Regions from separate parts of the Homo sapiens genome. Here region 1 is linked to region 2. The links are chromatin loops, found by intact Hi-C in ENCODE. Cell type or tissue: endothelial cell of umbilical vein. All regions are shown on one strand. Links, peaks and the distances in the headings refer to the core of each region. The heading gives the core; the rest is flanking DNA.

Evidence for each region. Peaks named below come from ENCODE experiments on the same cell type or tissue, not always from the same donor. Only the 100,000 strongest peaks of a DNase experiment are listed, where the experiment ranks them.
Region 1: a loop joins it to region 2, with 5 times the contacts of the local background. A loop is called at or near these places in 8 of 110 quality-filtered maps.

The regions. Positions count from the first base shown.
Region 1 is chr5:127,870,177-127,875,564 of GRCh38, reverse strand. CCDC192 (coiled-coil domain containing 192) reads right to left here. Exons shown (of 7, transcript NM_001317938.2): 6 at 1-27. Among named protein-coding and RNA genes, the nearest start is that of CCDC192, 170 kb to the right of the region's middle. In endothelial cell of umbilical vein, for the core only: no CTCF peak of the experiment used is centred there; DNase peaks (open chromatin) are centred at 2,844, 3,634 and 4,394; H3K27ac peaks cover 2,464 bases.
Region 2 is chr5:127,958,154-127,963,541 of GRCh38, reverse strand. All of the region lies in intron 2 of SLC12A2-DT (SLC12A2 divergent transcript), which reads left to right. Among named protein-coding and RNA genes, the nearest start is that of SLC12A2-DT, 120 kb to the left of the region's middle. In endothelial cell of umbilical vein, for the core only: no CTCF peak of the experiment used is centred there; DNase peaks (open chromatin) are centred at 2,401, 2,981 and 3,971; H3K27ac peaks cover 3,333 bases.

The DNA.
Region 1 (5,388 bases), core at 275-5,274, 88 kb after region 2:
TTTCACTTTCTTTTCATGCTTTAGTTTCTTAAAAAAAAAAAAAATAAGAGTTTCCATCACTAGGGACAGACGCATCAAAGAAATAAAAGGAATGAATGATGTCTGAACAAACACTGCCTTTGAAGCCTGCTTAGATGAAACACTCCCTGTTTATCTAGATTGAGTCCTGTTTGAGGTTTGTGAAACAGTGTATGTGCTCCTGTCAGAGTGTTTGAACCCTCAACAAAAAAAAGCCCACTCTCTTCATCATAGTATCTTTTACACTGTTGAAGAGTTTTTACCTGGGTCAGAACCCTGTTGCTTATAATAGAGGCAGTTAGAAGAACTCTACTTGCCAGTTGGCATTTGCCACCGAGGTACTAATGCCTACTAGTATCAGATTTTTTTTCCCATCTGTAAGTAGACTCATATGAAATAGAGCCTTGATTCTAAGTCATTTCCCCCTCAACACCATAATGGTTTGCTTTCAAATACACTCTAAAGTGTGATACGACCACCAAACGCTGGTGTTTTCTGATATTTAGTATGGGATCCATACAGGGAAAGTGTCAAGGGTAAGAAAGCGTCAAGCATAAGAATGGTTTTTAAGCAGTAATGAACAGGAATGCCTTACTCTAAAATAATTTGATTTATGAGATCGAAATCTTTGGGAGAACTGCATTAGGAACTTGTTACATAATCAAAGGATTCACCTCGAGACTTCATGACTCGAAAGTTCCTTTTAGGGTTTCAGAGTAGATTTGATTCATTAAAATTGGATTTATCTGCAACTTTGGAGAAGCTGTCTGTTGTGAAAGGTGTTGCATTTGCGCTTTCGTGTTGCTTTTGTATAGCTACCTTTCCACTGAAGAGCTCACCTTGCCAAGTCTTTGTGGGCTGGTAATTAGGAAGCCGGGAAAATAATCTACTAACATTTCTTATCAGACATAAATCTTGAGATAGGGAAGGGATGGTTTTTGCTCACTAGGTAAGATCATATTCTTCCCTGGCCTCTGAAGGCACTATACTCAGGCAGTAGGGAACCACTCTCCTCTTTGAGAGTAACACCAGTAAAATCAATTTATCAAAAATGGTCTTAAATAGAAACAGGCCTCTCATTTCAAAGACCCCTCATTTCACTTTTTGCTTTGTTGCCAGTACAACTACATACATCATCTGGATGATTTATGAGATCTAAACCTTTGGGAGGTCACCCAGATCAGGTTATCTTCTAGACCCCAAACAGGAAGATCAGCACTTCACTAAAGCTTAGTTAATGGCATGAACATGGCTAAAAGAAATGTGTTACTCGAAGGAGAATGGTAGTCATGGAACTTCTTTAAGGGGAGTTAGAGGGTAGAATTAGGCAGGGTTCAGCCAGCACAATCCAGGTGAGAGGTACCGTGAGCCACAACACAGAGGCCTGGTTTTCATGGCAGTACTTGTAAAGAGGTGGCACTAATTATTAGAATGCATCCTCTGGGTGTCAGACACGATGCTGGCCAGCTGTTGAAACATGAAGGCTGATAGTCTCTGCCTCCAAGTCATGAAGACCTTCTAATGAATTCCCTTCTTCTGAGCCTCCATTCACTGAAAGCCTTCATAATTTGGCCTGTCATGTAGATTAATTCAGGAGAGACCAAGCTGACCAAGAAATATGTCTGGGTATTTGACAGCTGGACAGCTGTGTTTTTCAATTATTAAGTTGGCATTTTAATATATACCTCTGTCTCTGGTGAGTTGGTTTGGATCAACTTGTTCATGAGGATCTCATCTATCCCAGGCCTGTGGTGACAGCACCTTGTGAGGTCCTGGATGGTAACCATTGACCTTTTCCACTTCAATACTGTTCCATGCTCAAATTTCTACACTTTCTTTTTACAATTTAGAACTTTGGAGATATAGAGTAGGAGGAAGGGCACAGAAATGAAAATTGAGAAAGTGGAGAGAATGAGGGAAAATGAGGCAAGAGAGATTGTGAAGGGAGTGCTAGAAAGTGTCCAAAAAGAACTAACAATAATATGTGTGCTGAAATGTTAAGGACTAGGTGTGCTGATGAGAGCAAGTTGCACTGAAATGCATAAATAAGACAGTTTGATAGAGAAACAATAGATACGTGTTAAACCGAAGATAGTAAAATATTCACTATAGAATCTAGTTTTTGAGTTATATGGGTGTTTACTATATAATTATTTCAACTTTTTTGTATGTTTGCAATTTTTCATTATAAGATATTAGGGGGAGAAAGAACTGAAGATTTATCTTCCTTACATTGCCCCTCCCTTAATTCTTAATAAATGGTATTCAAATTCTCAAATCATGTCACAACTATTCATATGCAGATATGTATTTTTCCAGAAACTTTTCTCAAAGTATGCATTGACAGTAAATAAACACAAGAAAAAATAAATGCAGTGAGGTGAGAATTAATGAACAGTCACTAGGAGCTGGCATGGTGTCTGTCACTAAGAAAAAGTCTTACCAAGCTACATTTTCATTTTGATGGAATAATTTGATGGATAGAATGCAGGAACTCAGTGGACAGACACAGGGGTTCTCAATATCAGTTAAGAATTTCACCTTTCTAGGTACAAATTTTAACTCTTTTTAAAAAAATATTCAATTACCAGACCACTTTGCTGTCTGTCTTTTATGGTGATTATATGTTCTGTCTCTTCTTACTATTATATATTTGTATATTTACCTTATAATCTGAGAAAGAAATTGAGACTATTTAGTTTGGAGAAGACATTACAGCATACAGGGCAGTCATGCAGTTGACTTTAGTTACCTAAGGGACTATTCAAAAGGAGAGGAAGCTGAGTCAAACAATGTTGTTCTCAAGATAACATGAAGAACAATGGGTAGAAACCATGAGGAGGCAGATGTTGGCACAACATGAGAAAGAGCCCTCCACACAATCAGAGCTGCATCCAGAACAGGATAGGATGCATCCTGGCAAAGACCTCCTGCTCTGGGAAAGATCAAGCAGGGACTGGATGGACATCTTCAGGCAGGCCCTTGGTGACCTGTGGGACTTGGGTTGAGAGGTCACTGGAAGTTGGGCTTCCCTCAACTCTTTCCACTTCTGGCTTTCTCCAGCTCCCCGAGGGGCACAGCACATGAGTAAATGGACATCTCAGCCCTCAAAGCCTCCAGGGTTGGTACAGTTGGTATACTTTAAAGATAATTCTGGTATTTGTGAGAAGCTAGATAAGAAGGTTAACAAAGCCTGTGCGTCCCTTAGAATTCAAGGATAATGTGAACCAAAATATCACTTTATTATTTAGCTATAAGGGAGGAGAAAATGAAATTTAAATTAAAAATTGGATAAAAGACTTAGATTGGCTGTCTAACATTTCTGTTGAGACCTTTTGATTACTCAGATACATTTAAAAATAGTTCAACATCTTCATCTTTTTTTTTCTTTTCTCCAGAAAGAACTGCTCTTTGCTATTAATTCATAGCTTTAACCAAGCCCTTTGGGCATTTCAAACAATTCAATTTGCCAACATGTTTTTTATTAGTCATAGACATCAAATGATTTCAGCAACAATAATATTTTCCTTGCTGTTTGGCGTTCACTAGCCAGGCAACCCAAATGTCATACTTGAATCTAATGCAGTCTATTATGGTCTCCTTAGTAACTAGGAACTCTCTTTGGTGATTACTGAAAGGATAGGAAGGCTTTATAGCTTGGAGGTAAATTCCTATTACCGTGCTCTTTTCCTACTTCTCCTACCGGGTGGAAAGAGGGAGGAAATCATGTATTTGTGCAATGTTTTGAAAAGGAAATATCTATTCGTATCATATTGCTGAATGGCTTGCATTATTCCAAGTTAATGAGAATTAGAAATAACCAGGGAGCTATTCATAGAAGAGCGTCAACACAAAGTTGCCAGCACTGTTTAAAATTTCTGGGTATTTCCACATACTTTAAACCGTGGCAATTACCCAATTGCCTGGCACATGACATTTCTAAGCCTTAGATTCATGTCATAGGACTACTGTGGGGATCCAAGGACATAACATAGAAATGACATTACCCGACACTATGCCGTGTAGTAGTTATGTCTTTCTGGTTTTGTCATTACTCTTAAAACACATAAGAGAAATTTTCAACTCTTCACTAAAACACTAAAGTATCTTTTCTAAGCACTTTCTCTAAGTATACTTTAGTGTTTTAGTGAAGAATTGAAACGTTACAGAAAATAAAATGGGAGTTATCATACTTTACAGAAAATAAAATTCATACTTAATTGAAAGCAAGATGTTTCATTTCTTCTTCTTTTTTTAGAAATTAAGTTTTCTGCATGATTACATTGATCTCCTCACTTTGGATGGGTAGACAAAACTTAATGTTCTGAAAACAGACATGCAAATAGCCTTGATTCAATCTCCTGCCAGAGCTGGCCCGGTGCCTAGGCAAAGTCAGTGGCTGCCTGCGTGTAATGATGTGAGGAGCACTCCAAGGCACTGCCTCTTGCTCCTCACGGCAGCTCTCTCTTGGGCCTGCCAGGGCAGAGCTTCCTCCCACTTTGTCTGAAATTTACTCTGTCCATCCCAGCCTCCTTCACTTAGAGAGCCTGTATAACAAAGGGGTTTTGTCTTCAGTGGCCCACTAGCAAAATGCTCGCTATTGAAGACATAAAAGAGAATTTGGTTTGAATACAGAAGGTATACATAGGTTCTTCCTTGCATTTCTCTTCTAATAGCCAATCAATAATAGTAATGAAACTTATAAATAGTGATAGAATTTGGATACAACTTGTCTTTAAAAGTCAATTTTACATGTTTCGTATTTATATACCCTCAGGAGAATATTATAAAGTCTAGGGATGTCAAATATGTGTCATGTATGTTCTTTTTCAGTTCATGGCAGGCCTTTGATTTGGGGATTTTTTAACCCTGTGTTGCACCCCTGGATTCACAATCGTTTAGTCGCACTTTCAGCAGCCACTGCCCATTGATGAAACCTGTCATCCGTGTTAGTATCTCTCTATGTAGACAAGAAAGTTGAGCTGCCAGAGTTCAGCTGGACCTAATCCTTGTTGTATAGTGAGTAGACAGCTAAATGGACTTGAACCAAGGTCTTTTTATTTCCAGATGTTGATTTTTCTTTCCAATGACAACTTCAGTCTGCACTAAGCAATAGCACCATTAGTTTTTTTGTTTTTGTTTTTGTTTTAAGTTACTTAAAGGTAACCTAGAAAGGCAATGTGACAGCTTGGTTACAAAAATTTAGCATTGAAGTGTGCTGGTGAAGTGTGATGGCATTTATTGCATGAGTTGCCAAGATATCTTTAGAGACCCTAGGAAATAAAGGAAAGATTTGATGAACCCAGCTAAGGGCACTCTGAGCCAGGTATTGTTCTTTCCCTTTAGTATCTTTCCTTGGAGTATCCAGAA
Region 2 (5,388 bases), core at 142-5,141:
AACTTTGAGCATGTTTCTCAAAATCCACTTTGCATTTATCTCAGGAAGTATCAGAACCTTTATACAACAAGAACTCCTGGTTATCTTTTCATCCCAGAGTCTCCAAGGATATACAGATTAGGTCCCCTCAAATTCACTCATGGTTGTGTAACATTTCTCACCTTATCTAGACTTTTACACTGGTATTTCATTTGAGCCTCTTGATAATTTTCTTGTAGTTATAGAATATTATCCTCATTTGGCACATGAGGAAATTGATTCAGACAGGTTCTTTGCCAAATTATACAAATACAAAATGGAAAAGCCAGTTCATAAGCCCCAAAATTCTTTTTCTAAGTACCGTGTTTTGCTTCTATACCTCCTGTGGACTGCGGTATAGAAAGAAAGCTGAGGTGAGATCAATGTCCTTAGACCAAGATTGGTTTTAAATCTAGATATGTATCCTTGAGGCTAGACAGTAATTGAACTAGACTCTAGGAATTTGATTCAATATTTACTGAGAAGAGTATGTCTGCCGATGACAGATTAAGTTTTTATATTATTTTAAAAAGTCATAGAATTAGCTACTCATTAAAGAAGCTCCCCTGAGAAAAACATAGGAATTTCATGAATTATTTCTTTAAGATGCTTGGTGACCTGTATTAACTCCATTTTTCTGTCCAGGTTCACTTTAGTGTATGTATCAGTTATTTATTGCTGTTTAACAGGCCCCTTCCATGCCCCAAGCTTAGTAGTTTAACACAGCTGCCATTTATTATTGCTCCCAAATTTACCAGTCAGCTGGGTAGTTCTGCTGATCCATCCAGGCTTAGCTAATCTCTGCTGGGCTCACTCATGTGTCTGTGGTCAGCTTGAGGATTGACTGGAGGCTAGCTGTTGTATTCATGTGTTTGGTCATTGGCTGGCTTGCTACTGGCCAGGATGATGCCTCTTATCCAGCAGGACAACCCAGCTTTATTCATGTGGTGGCGTCCAAGCTGCAAGAGAGCAAGTGGAAGCAAGCCTTTTGAGCTCTAAGATTAGAAGTGGTACAATGTCACTTCTGCATTTCATTGGTCGAAATAATTCATAAAGCCAGTCCAGGTACAAAGAGTAGTGAGGGAGTTGCAAAGTCATATTGAAAGGGTCATGCATACAGAAAGAAGAATTGCCATCTTTTTTGCAAACAATCTATCATACCTGGCCTTTGTACATATGCCTCAGTTGCTATGAGTGTTGACTGCCAAAGGGTCACAGATGCCTCTGGCTATGAACTGACTTGTGTCACCTCAAAGTTCGTATGGTGAATCCCTAATCCCCAAAGTTACCATATCTGGATATAGAGTTTTCAGGAGGTAATTAAGGTTAAATGAGATCATAGAGGTCGGGTCCTAACTCAATAAGGCTGTGACTTTATACTGCGAGAAAGAGAATTTTTTTTCTTTCTCTCTCTGCCATGTGAGGATACAGCAAGAAGGCAGCAACCTGCAAGCCAGGAATCGGGCCCTCATAAGAAACCACCTGTGCTGGACCTTGATCTGAGACTTCTATTCTCAGAACCATGAGGAAATAGAGCCACCCAGTCTGTGCTATTTTGCTATGGCAGCCCAAGCTAACAAACACACCTCTCCACTTTTGAAGAATTACCCTGTGCTGAAGGGGACTGCCTTGCCCTAGAGATTATGCCCTCATCTTTCATGTGGGAGGAAGGAGGTGCAGCTCACAGCAAATGGCTCATGGATGTGGGAGTATAAAAGGCTGATCCTCAATAGGCAACAACGCTGTATGATTTAAGCCCCAGAGCCTTCCTATGGATCAAGGCAAGGCTAGGTTTTGTCTGAGACCACATCCTTGCTCTTTTATCCCTCTCTAGTCTTACTTTCGTCTCCCCTTTACAGGTTTTTCCTGATGAGGACTCTCTCAGTAATTCATAGGCACCCAATTCCCTGACTCAGGACCTATTTCAAGGGATCCCTACCAAGACAGATGTTTTATGATCATAGGATATTAAAAGACAGCACTTGTCATTAGTACATATTTATAAGCAGAGTTGCATATTTTAGCTTAGTTGCAGTCTCTGTGAAATTTCAAAATGCTATTTTACACTTTGATAAAAATAACAATGGTTATTAACATTTGCTGAGTGCTTACTAGGCTCTCTGCTGAGTATATAACATATGATCTCATTTAATCTTCACCATGACCATATGAGACAGCTACTCTCAGTTTTTATACTTTTAGTGTTTTCTAAATCATTTTGTATCTGGGATTTTGGTCTAGATTCTTTGCTGTAGCAACAAAAGACTTCTGGGCCTGCATAAAAATAGACTTTGGCACATGACATTCAGGAAACACCTGATAAGTGTCACAGACAAGACAAGTTGGCCTTTCTTCAACTTGAAAAATCAGGACTCTCTGGATTCATTATTGAACAGTGTTGAACAGAATGGTCTATGGAACATTCCTGTTCAAAACCCTAAATCTTTTCGGTGAAGTTAGCTGGTAATTGTGGTGTGCTACTTTGGTGTTTCAAAGTGCTTTGCTAAATAACACATTTGTGGGTCTAGGCATGTCCATATTAGTTTTTAAAAAGTTTTACCCTTTCAAGTTTTCACTAAGTAAGGTTCATTCATACAACAAACATGTCTTAAGTTTTCATCACTGCTTGTTAAGTAATTCTCTCAATCTCTCTCTCTTTCTATATATATATATATATGTGTGTGTGTGTATATGTGTGTGTGTGTGTGTGTGTGTGTGTGTGTTGTGGGCATCACAGGAAGATAAAAAATGAGTCGATATCAACTGTTGAAGTCAGTGAATCCCTAATTTCAGCAGCTGCAGCAGGAAATAGGAAATCTTATAAAGGGAGGGTCAAGGAACAGGCATCAATTCTTTGTTAGTTGCGTGGCAATGCTTTGTCTTTTTCAGTTTAGTGGAAATGGCCTCTGGCTCCAAGGGAAAATCCAGAAAGGAAGACCAGATAATACTGTGTTTGGCATGGTCCTAAGCCAGAAACCAAGGCTTAAAGGACTCTCCTCAATGTTACACAGCTAGGAAGTGGTGCAATCAGAAATTGAACATGGGTGCACCACTGCCAGCTGAAATAGCAGGAAATGAAAGAGTAAGCAACATGATGGATGTAAAGGGTGCTTCCTGGAGAGCAGCTCATATGGTGCAAAGTTTCTTCTACAATGAAAGCAAACTCCAACAGGTGGCATTCCATGTAGCTTTCATGATTCCACCTACCTGAACTAGATCCCTGTAAGTTTATTAAGGGGATTGTAGCTAGACTTATAAAATTAAATCAGTTACCCAGAAGTAGAACAGCCATTTGAAGAGAAGGAGAGCTTGAGAGACAGATGGAATGATGAATGTGTCTCTGAGTCTGGTTAGTTTGAAATGTCTGCTAAAACTGATGAGAAAATGCTAAGAGGCTTAAACTTTGGAGTTTTGTAAAGACAGGTTTCTCTGGAAAGTAAATAATAAAGACATAATTCTTTCAGTGAAAGAAACAGAGCCTAATTTAACGGGAGATTGGGTACCTTGTTCTGCAAGGAACCAGAGATTGAAGGCTGCCACTGGGCATTCTATGAATTCCCATGGAGTGGGGGTACTCACTGGCATTGAGCCCATGAGTGGCCCACCTGTTTGCACACCACATAGGAAGGATCCACATGGATAGCTTAAGTTCCCCAAAACCATTTGTTTTATCTAAAAGAAACACAGTCATCCCAGAGGCTTATGGATGTGCAGTTTAGTCTCACTTTTAAAGGATTTTTATGTATCCTTGTGTCTTTAAAGGCAAAACTAGCAAGTGCTTTTTACATCTGTCCAAGCTAATCTTTCCCTGCTTTAAGCAGGCAGACAGGAAATGCAGTTTGCCTCTATTACCTAACATGCACGAGGTATATAATACAGAGAAATAAGAAAAAAAAAAAGTGAGAGCATAAGGTAAACGGATTGGATGAGATCAAAAAAGGAAAATAGGAGCCTGGTGAGCAATCCTTGGCAGGGTGCCCAGAGCAGCTTCAGGAGAGGGACAGAGCCCAGCAAGAGCATTTCCTGCTTTGGGTTAAAAAAATAAATTCAACTATCCTCTATGAGGTGGTCTATTTATCCTGTGCAGCATTAGGTCATTAATTTGAAAATTACAGGTAGTAATAAAAGCAGCAGTTATTTTTTTAACACCTAGATGAATGGGCCTCTCCCTGCTTCACCCACTGCACACCTGGGTTATATTAATATTATCTGGTGTGTGGGTAGTTTCCCAGAAAATTTCAGCTTGCGTGAAAGCTTGAACAGCCTTGTTGCTTCTCTAAAACTTCTTATGTTTTCTATATCCTACTATTTCCCTCAGACCATAATCTTCAACAGAAACTAAAGGATAATCACCATATAGGCTAAGAAGAAGCATTTTTTTCATAATCATAATAATTGCTGGAATTAACAAAATCCTAAATTGTCTTCTGTCATTGCATACCCGAGTGGCTTCATGTTTTGCCTGCCTTTCAGTAGTCATCAGTTTCCCTCATCCACAGGACTTTGGAAGCTTCCTAAGTACGGCTTGCTATCATTCCACCTGGCCTTTCTTCAGGAAGTGGATGAGTCTGGCTTTCTCTTTTCACATTGCCTTGGACTTAGGGGAATTTGCCTTAGATGTCTAGCTATGTGACTATAAACTGTTTCCCATGTCAGAGCTTCCTGATGCTTATACAACATATCAGACCACAGTCTTTGAACTCTGGGCAGGTGTATGGTTTTACAGTGCAATATTTTAAGAGAATTTGTTTTAATCTTCTAGCTAAGCCTCTTTATACAAACAGGGCTGCCAAGAGCACAAATGCAATTCACTTACAAGTTGTTTGTCTAGTTAACAGTAAGTACGCAAATCAGTTTCCTGTTCACACAAAGGATTTTCTTGTGTTTGAAATCTTTGACCAACAGTACGTTGGCTTGGATTTTTACGGAGAATTCACAATGTTAATTATCTATAGTGCTCTGTGCACCAGGATGTGAGGTGACTTAGTAAGCCGCTGGTTAGTACCAAACAAGTATATTGCCTGAGTTTTTGAAAAGGACCTTTGTGTGCATAGTGGGGAGGCACCACAAAGGGCCCACATGGAAACAGAGGTTCAGCATGCAGTGAAAGGTATCAGGAAGTTGGAAGACAGCACAGAGGAAGGGAAAAGGAAAGCTTTATTGTAAGGATAAAACTAAGACAAGAGATTACAAATCATTAATTTTTTCTCAGGGTTTTTGTTCAAGGTTTTCCTCTTATGCTTCTTTTCTTGCATGTGTTTCTTCAAGAAAAATGAAGGCATTCGCATCAATAAGCATTTTCAAAGAGACTCTTGACTTTCAAAGAGAGTCTTGAGTCTTAATGCAATAGGACTGCATTATCATTAAAAG